3 separate regions of the Mus musculus genome follow, and regions 1 and 3 are each linked to region 2. The links are chromatin loops, found by intact Hi-C in ENCODE. Cell type or tissue: gastrocnemius. All regions are shown on one strand.

Region 1 (2,500 bases), 220 kb after region 2:
GATGTCTAGGTGCCTACAAACAGATGAAAAGATAAGAATGTATTTTGACATATAATTGAGTATTATTTATCGACAAAGGAGAACGAAGTCATGTTGTCTGCAAAAAAATGCATAGACCAAAATATCATTACATAGAGCAGACTAGGTGTCACACGCATTACCTTATACATGGAAACTAGAATTAAATAGAAAAGAAATACAATTTCAAGTAGTGGTGGAGATACCACTGAGGAAGGGTACGAGTGCCGGAAGAAGCAGGGAGATGGGTGGTGGGTACAGAGGAAGATGTGAGAGCAATATATACTATGATATGAAAATATCACAGTGAATCTCATTCACCTGATAATTAATATGCACTAATAATTATAATGAGAAATGTTATTCCAAAAATGTAGATACAAGAAGGTACTAGGTTTAAAGTGACCCCTTCACACGCCTTGTATCAGACAATTTCATGATTCAAAGTTGAAAAAGAGTGGTCCAGACGTCATTCAACATCTAAGCAATTAAACATGAGAAATGAGCAACTTGCCCTGGCTGGATGGCAGCTGTGTTTTTCCCATCAGAAGTCACACTTACATCTATGACATCACACCATGCTTGAAACATGTTCCAAGTGGAGATGGACTTTCATGCGGTCATTTTTTTTTTCTAGGCCTAGAAACTCTACAAAATTAATCATGAAACTTAGAGATGAAGCCAAAGCCACAGAATTCCTCTAAAGAGGTACAATTGAACCTCGGCTTTATGTTATCTATGTCCATGTGTTGGATTTGTTTTTCTCTTACAAATCTATAATAATGGTCAGTATTTCTTATATTTTTAGCCTGATACACAGTAATTACTCCCACTACACTTCTTTGTAGATCAGCAGGGTTAAACTCCAGTAGGACAAGTCCCTCTCAGACCATTAGCCTCTTTTCCCAACCCTTCCAGAGCTAGGTCCCAAGAGCCCCAGCTGCAACTGTAGTATTTCCTTCTCCTCTGTTGATTTGAGTAGGGTATTAAGGACAACATCCTTTTATAACAGAGACCAAAGGGAAGATATCGCTAATCCCCTTCCTTATCATATAAATAAAGTTGTATTGGAAGAGAGTCAGGTATATTCACTTATAAATCATTCATGGCTGCTTCCACACTTTAACATCAGGGATCAACAGTTATGACAGGATCCATGTAAGACCTAAAATGCATATGAGTTAGCCCATGATGAAAAGCATTTCTCAGCCCCTGATCTTGACCAGCCCATATTCTTTCTTGGCTTCTATGAACCGAAAGAAAGAAGAAAACTGATTCTGTTTCTAAAAGACAACAGTTTACCATAGTTTAACATGGGAGTCCATGGGCACTTACCAATGCTTTCTTTACATCCCAAGGCATATGGATACTTACCAATGCTTACTCTATATCCCACAGCATTCTAGCCCTGGAGTCTCCATCTCCCTTCTCCCACCACGTGAGCACTCACCTGTATCTCTTATAGTCTTCCTCATCCTTCTCCAAGTTGACCAGCTCATTGGGACATGCCACGTTTCCCAGGAGGCTGAGGTACTCTAAGGATGGTGTCACTTCTGCCAGGTGATCAAGGAGGTACTCCAAGTCGGTAATGTGCCAAAGGTTAAGGATCTTTTTTCAAGAAAATGAAAGGCTTAGCAAGAAGTAGGGGCCATCAGTAACAGCTCAGGCTATGGGAGTCAGTTCTGCCTCAACCTGGACAAAACACCTGACAGAGCAACTTAAATAGAGGAAGGAGTTATTTTAGCTCACCATTTTTGGGGTTCCATTACATTCTGGAAGCATTGCTTTGGGGCCTATACCTTCAGTGTGTGGACTTTTAGAAGATTCCCAACTAAATCATAGCATAACTGTGTCTCAACTCCTAAAAACAAAAAAAAACAATTTTCAGTCAATCATGCTAAAAGATGGAATTGTCATTCCATGCTCTCTATAGAAAACATCACAAATGTGATTATGCAACAGAGCTGTGAGGGAATTTGTAAGACATAAAGTTTTGAAATAGGAATATCTAGAATAAAAAGATTTGTGTCCTTTCTAGTTATTTTAACATTTGTGGTACTTGTCAGTTTAATTTTTAAAATCTGCTTTGATATATTTTTATTCCAATTGAACATTCATGGCTTTATTCTCATATGCATTCTCCTTCTCTTCTTAGTTTTACATTGTGAGGGGTTCAGCTCAGGGCCTTGACCATGCTAGGCAGGTGCTCTGATGCAGATACTCCGATGCCTTTCGTCCATCAACAGCCTTTCTGTACATAATTTACACCCTTAGCTATGGAACATTCATCTTTTTAGAGGGCTCCTTTTTGTTATCTGAGCTCCACATTCCATAAAAACTGTGGCCTCTCTTTGACTGGAGTGCCTGGGCAGGTAGATCCCTTTTCATTGCCTGGACAGGTAGATTCCCTTAAATTCCTGGACATGGACACTTTGGGCAAAGCATCTTCAGGTTTCAAGATACTTTAGCGATCTGTACCAAT
Region 2 (2,500 bases):
CGAGCCAAGAGAAAAACGACACTAAAAAAAAATTTATTTTGGGACTCTGGGTGCTGGCTTTGGTCGGCATGAAACTAATTCCACTGGCTTTTCACCACAACTCCCTATTCGCACGCACTCGCCTTCCTTCACCAAAGAACCCCGGAGAGCTCACTTTGAGGGCTAAGGACGAAGCTCAGCTGGCAGAGTACTTGGCCTGGCATGCATGGGGCCTGGAGCTCAGTCCCCAGCACTGCATAAACCCGGCATGGTGCCTCAAGGCCATATAATTCCAGTGCTTGAGACGAGGTTAGGGGAATCAGAAGTTCCACACCATCATGGCCGCCTAGCAAGTCTGAGCACTGCCTAAGATACAGGACAGTCTGTCCCCAAACAAATAAACAAATAGACAAGTTAGAGGCTGAGTTCCTGGCCTACCCCAAAAGTCCTAGCTGAAGCAATAATCCTTAGAATGTTCTTTTAAAACAGAAATCTGACAAAGTTGCTTTTCTGCTTAAAACAGCATGTAAAGTTTGGCCTGAATTTCAAGCTTTGAACATGGCCAATAAGGCCCCAGGGCACAGCCTTTCCTTCTTTGCAGGCCTGACTCTTGCCTCTCCCCTTGTTTGGCAAGCAGGAACCTGTCTGGCAGCTTTTCTATTCCTTCAGGTGCTCAGTCCTGAGATCCGGAGATCTTCACCGAATAGAATAATCTTTCTCCTGACGCTTTCTCTCCAGCATGCTCTGCCTTAGTGATAGTCCCCTGCTATACTGCAAACTCCCCACACATTTTGTCACCACAACCCTGAATAGCTGACTCATAGTAATGTCTCAATAAATTCTTGTCACACGATAAAATACATTTATTTAATGCTAAACAAACACCATCCTTCAGTCTCCACGGGTTCAAAGCAACAAAGTAAAAAATAAGTTAAAAATAAAACAACAAAACAACGTAACAAAGTAGCAAAGCATTTGTATCAGCCTTCCCAGTCACTGCACACTGTTTTCTAAGGGAAATAACCCCTTTAGAGCCCTTGATGCTCACTGAGTGGAACACACAGGGTCCTGCAACCCCCATTCCTCATGGGCAGCCTCTTCTCAAGGAGGGCCCTGTTGATTCTTGCTGCATGCAAGGGCTTAAGTTACAGCACACACTTTGCCAAAAGGAGTCATCAGAGGTTGTTTAGAACAAAAGAAGACTTCCTTCCCGGGGTTCAGCCTGATCCACAAGTGATAGAAACAAAAGCAGAGCCCGTGGCTTCCAAGATGCATTCAGAGTCCTCAGGCTGGGCTGGGGCTCCAACAAGAGGCCACTGGGCCCCATGCTAAGTGAAGCAGCATACGGCTCACTTAATTGGGCTTGCCTTTTATTATACTTCTCTCTTGCTCCTGCAACCTGTGATTTTTTTGATGAATGCATCATAAAATGTTTAATCCAAATGAAGACCAAAGGAGTGCAGGGAAGCATCCATTAGTCACTGCCAGATCCTCCAACGACAGGAGACAGGGTCTTAAGGACTGCTATTAGGGACGGAGCCCGGTTGCAATGCAGCCCTCGTGCTGCGCGGCTCAGTCAGCAGAAGGGGGAGCTGTAGTGTAACCTATTTGAGATGTAAATCTAGAGCTGGCAGTGCTGCAGATTAGAGACTGTGGTCGCTGCTGTCGGCCGGTCTACAGCAATACTATATATCCTGTCCTGGTCGGTGCAGGTCATTAACAGGACGCGGAATGGTGTTAGTAAATGTGAACATTAAGAAACCCAGGTCAGCAAAGGACGGAAAGCATGGCAGCCACACTTCAAGGGGAATCAACCCCCCGGGAAGGGGAGATTGCATGGATACAGAAACAGGCAAGTGACAGTGTTAGCTTTGAGTGACAACAGACGAGCCACCACAAACGTGATAGGGTGGTATCTTGACATGAGAGAAATTAGACATGGAAGAGGGAAAATGAGAGAAACAGAATAGGGGACAAGGAGGAAAGGGAGGAAGGAGGGGAGAGGAGAAAGAGGGAAGGAAGAAGAGGGGGAGAGGATGGAGGAGGGAACAGAGTAGAGGTCTTCTGTCCATGCCTGCATACAGCAACAAGGAAGGTTTCACGAACACACAGTCCCAGGAGGGCTGGAGGGACATTGCCCCTCTTTGTGTGGACCTTGCATAAAAACGGGACAAAAGACTCAGAACAAGGCCCCTAGCTTCCCGGAGCCGAGCCATAGCTGCTGCTTGGGCTCTATTTTTTGACCAAGTCAGGTGTCCCTACTGCCAAAGAAGTTTTCCTTTTTCCCTGACTCCAGGCACTTCCTGTTTCCTTCAAGTGGAACTCCCCAAGACTCATCAAATCCACAATTTAATTACATCTCAGAGAGAGAGGGAGAGAGAGAGAGAGAGAGAGAGAGAGAGAGAGAGAGAGAGAGAGAGAGAGAGAGAGAGAGAGAGGAAGGAGAAGGAGGAGTGTAAACATGACTTCTTTTTATCTCCCGATACATCTGGACAAGTAGACAATGTGCTAAAACAAAATA
Region 3 (2,500 bases), 230 kb after region 2:
AGAGCTCTTGAAAGGATGAATTAATTTACTGATAAGAGCAGACAAGAACATTTCCTCTTCTTCCCCTTCCCTCCTCCTGCTCTGTCCCCAATGCAAGGACAGGCAAGGGACACATCACGAAAATCCATCTCCTGCTGGACCCTGCCCTCAGACTGCCCACCTCCAGACTGTGAGCAACAGACACTCGCTGGTGGTTGGAATTCAGTGGCAAGTCAACCGTACTCTGTCATAGTAGCAAGAACTAGCTGAGACAATGTTTTACAGAATAAAGAAAATATTAACTTAGAGCTTGAGGCACCAGGAGGCTAATAAGTCATTTTGAAAGTATCCTACATGCTGGCATAGGTCTCCATCTTGAACCCAGGTCTTCATCTTGTTCACTGTTTACTGGAACAACCTATACACTCTTCATTGGACTTGGTAAGAATGAAGCGTGAGGTGCTTAAAATTCCCCCAGGACTTGACTCCCATGAGTGTTCAGTGAGAAAGTAGTAAGAAATGAATATGTTGTTCATCCCACAAATATTTGTGGAATGTGAATTCTACCTAGGCCGGATTGTCCATAGGAAGGTTCCAGAAATCCCTCCCTCGTGGAGCTGCTATCCTAGTGCCTGGTAACCTAGAGCACTAACAAATGGAGATGCTGTGTACCTTATGCTATTAGAGAAGTCTTCTGATTTATCCTTACTGTAGCAGCCAGGGCATTTAGTCCCTAATTCTCACCCCAGGCTGGGTACTCACCGACCCAAAAGAGGTCATAACCCACCATGGTTATCCTAGGCCTCTGATCACACCTAGAGCTGCATACAAGGGGAGTACAGGGCCTGACCTTCACACTTCTCTGTACACCTCAGCTCTCTCCCTTCTTGATATCCAGAACTGTTTCCCCAGCCTACACCAAAAGCATTCCAGAAGTCTACAAGGACTAAGTCAACTTAGCGGCATTACCCACAGCTTGCCACCAGAGGTCGCCCTCCCACACAAGCCCAGGCAAACAGAAGCAGCTTTTCCTCCCAGGCACCCGTGACATTATTTTCTTTCTCTATTTTTATCTATTAAAAAGATTTCCTCGCAGCCATAACTTAGATCTCTACACTAAAATGGAGCAACAGGAAGATATAACGGTGCATTTCATTTATGAATGACCTATAATAAATTACTCTGAAGTGTCCCGAGTGCCAGAAGACAGAACGCTTTGTCTGCCCACCGACTGTATTTCACATACTTTAATTTAGCTGACACATAAAACTCATTTGACATTTTGCAGGTATTTTTGAGGAGAAGGGTATGGGGTGGCAGAATGGGACCCTCGTAGAGCTGGGCGGCAAGTGGGCTACTGCGGGGACTTGACGTCCTGGGTGCCAGAAAAGGATATTTGGTTCTTGTTGAGGGTTAAGGTGTGCAAGTGGGGTAACCCTGGCAACACGAGGTCGTCTCCGAGCAGATTGTTGTCTAAAATGAGCTCCTCCAGGCTCCTGAATGCACTCAGTCCTTCCAGTGACCTGCAATGACAAAGGCAAGGGGGGGGAAAGATCCTGCAGTAAATCAGAGAGGCCATTATGAGCCGAAATAAATATTTTAACCTTCCCTTTCAGAACTGGGAATAGTTTGGGCTTGGTGCCTGTCAGCAGAGTGAATGACAAGAATTAGTAGCAGGGAGCCGGGGTGGGGGCGAGGGGGAGAAAGGGGCCCCGCTGGCACTCACCGCATCCTTCACGAATTGCCAACATGAAGGATGAGGGTCACTTATTGAGAAGCCAGGATCCAAAACAAAGGGCTTCAGATACGGCCTGCAGGATAAATTTGTCAATGTCTTGTGCCTTCAGGCACCCAGCCTGGGCTGACCCTAACCTCCATTCCCAAGATAAATAACTCTGTCACAGTTCACCTTCATTCCCTGGACACAAATTTAAGCTGTCATCCATCATTCCTGCCTAGAAATCTCATACCCCTCTTACAATAATAAATATAACTTCAAGTATCATTTCTTAGCGGTTCTGCTATGTACAGTCATAGGGGAAACGGCCAGGAAGGCAGCTTTTCTCTCCCCTTACGTCCTCCCATCCTTGGGCTTGCTCTCTCTCTCTCTCTCTCTCTCTCTCTCTCTCTCTCTCTCTCTCTCTCTCTCTCCTCTCTCCTCTCTCCTCTCTCCTTTTTCTTCCTTTCTTCCTTCCTTTCTGTTTTTCTTTTTTTTCCTTTTTAGCTAATCACTTAATTTGCTACTGCCTAGCATCCCTATGGCTGCCTGACAGGGAGGAATTACATAAGCACTCCAGGCCGAGGAGAAAGCCTTTTCTTCTTTCATTATTTCTTTTTCCTTGGTTTTGGTTTTGTGTAGGGACAGGCTGGGAGCATTTCTGCTTCAAAGCCCTGGTCTGAAGTTTTAATTTATGGAATGTGGGTTTTTTTTTCCCCCAGCATAGAGTATAGCAGTGTAGATTTTAAGGCAGTAAATAAAAAAGGCATTAAGGATTAAGCATGGGTTTCAAAGATAAAAAAT

Evidence for each region. Peaks named below come from ENCODE experiments on the same cell type or tissue, not always from the same donor. Only the 100,000 strongest peaks of a DNase experiment are listed, where the experiment ranks them.
Region 1: a loop joins it to region 2, with 3 times the contacts of the local background. A loop is called at or near these places in 15 of 42 quality-filtered maps.
Region 3: a loop joins it to region 2, with 2.4 times the contacts of the local background. A loop is called at or near these places in 15 of 42 quality-filtered maps.

Annotation. Positions count from the first base shown.
Region 1 is chr14:22,583,514-22,586,013 of GRCm38, reverse strand. Lrmda (leucine rich melanocyte differentiation associated) reads right to left here. Exons shown (of 7, transcript NM_028275.1): 4 at 1,469-1,608. Among named protein-coding and RNA genes, the nearest start is that of 4930405A10Rik, 42 kb to the right of the region's middle. In gastrocnemius, no CTCF peak of the experiment used is centred here; no DNase peak of the experiment used is centred here.
Region 2 is chr14:22,807,527-22,810,026 of GRCm38, reverse strand. The region is part of intron 5 of Lrmda (leucine rich melanocyte differentiation associated); the gene reads right to left. Among named protein-coding and RNA genes, the nearest start is that of Gm30926, 7.4 kb to the right of the region's middle. In gastrocnemius, a CTCF peak has its summit at 1,560 (motif pointing right); DNase peaks (open chromatin) are centred at 588 and 1,575; H3K4me3 peaks cover 970 bases; H3K27ac peaks cover 2,500 bases.
Region 3 is chr14:22,576,850-22,579,349 of GRCm38, reverse strand. Lrmda (leucine rich melanocyte differentiation associated) reads right to left here. Exons shown (of 7, transcript NM_028275.1): 3 at 1,376-1,502. Among named protein-coding and RNA genes, the nearest start is that of 4930405A10Rik, 35 kb to the right of the region's middle. In gastrocnemius, a CTCF peak has its summit at 968 (motif pointing right); DNase peaks (open chromatin) are centred at 958, 1,430 and 1,667; H3K4me3 peaks cover 380 bases; H3K27ac peaks cover 493 bases.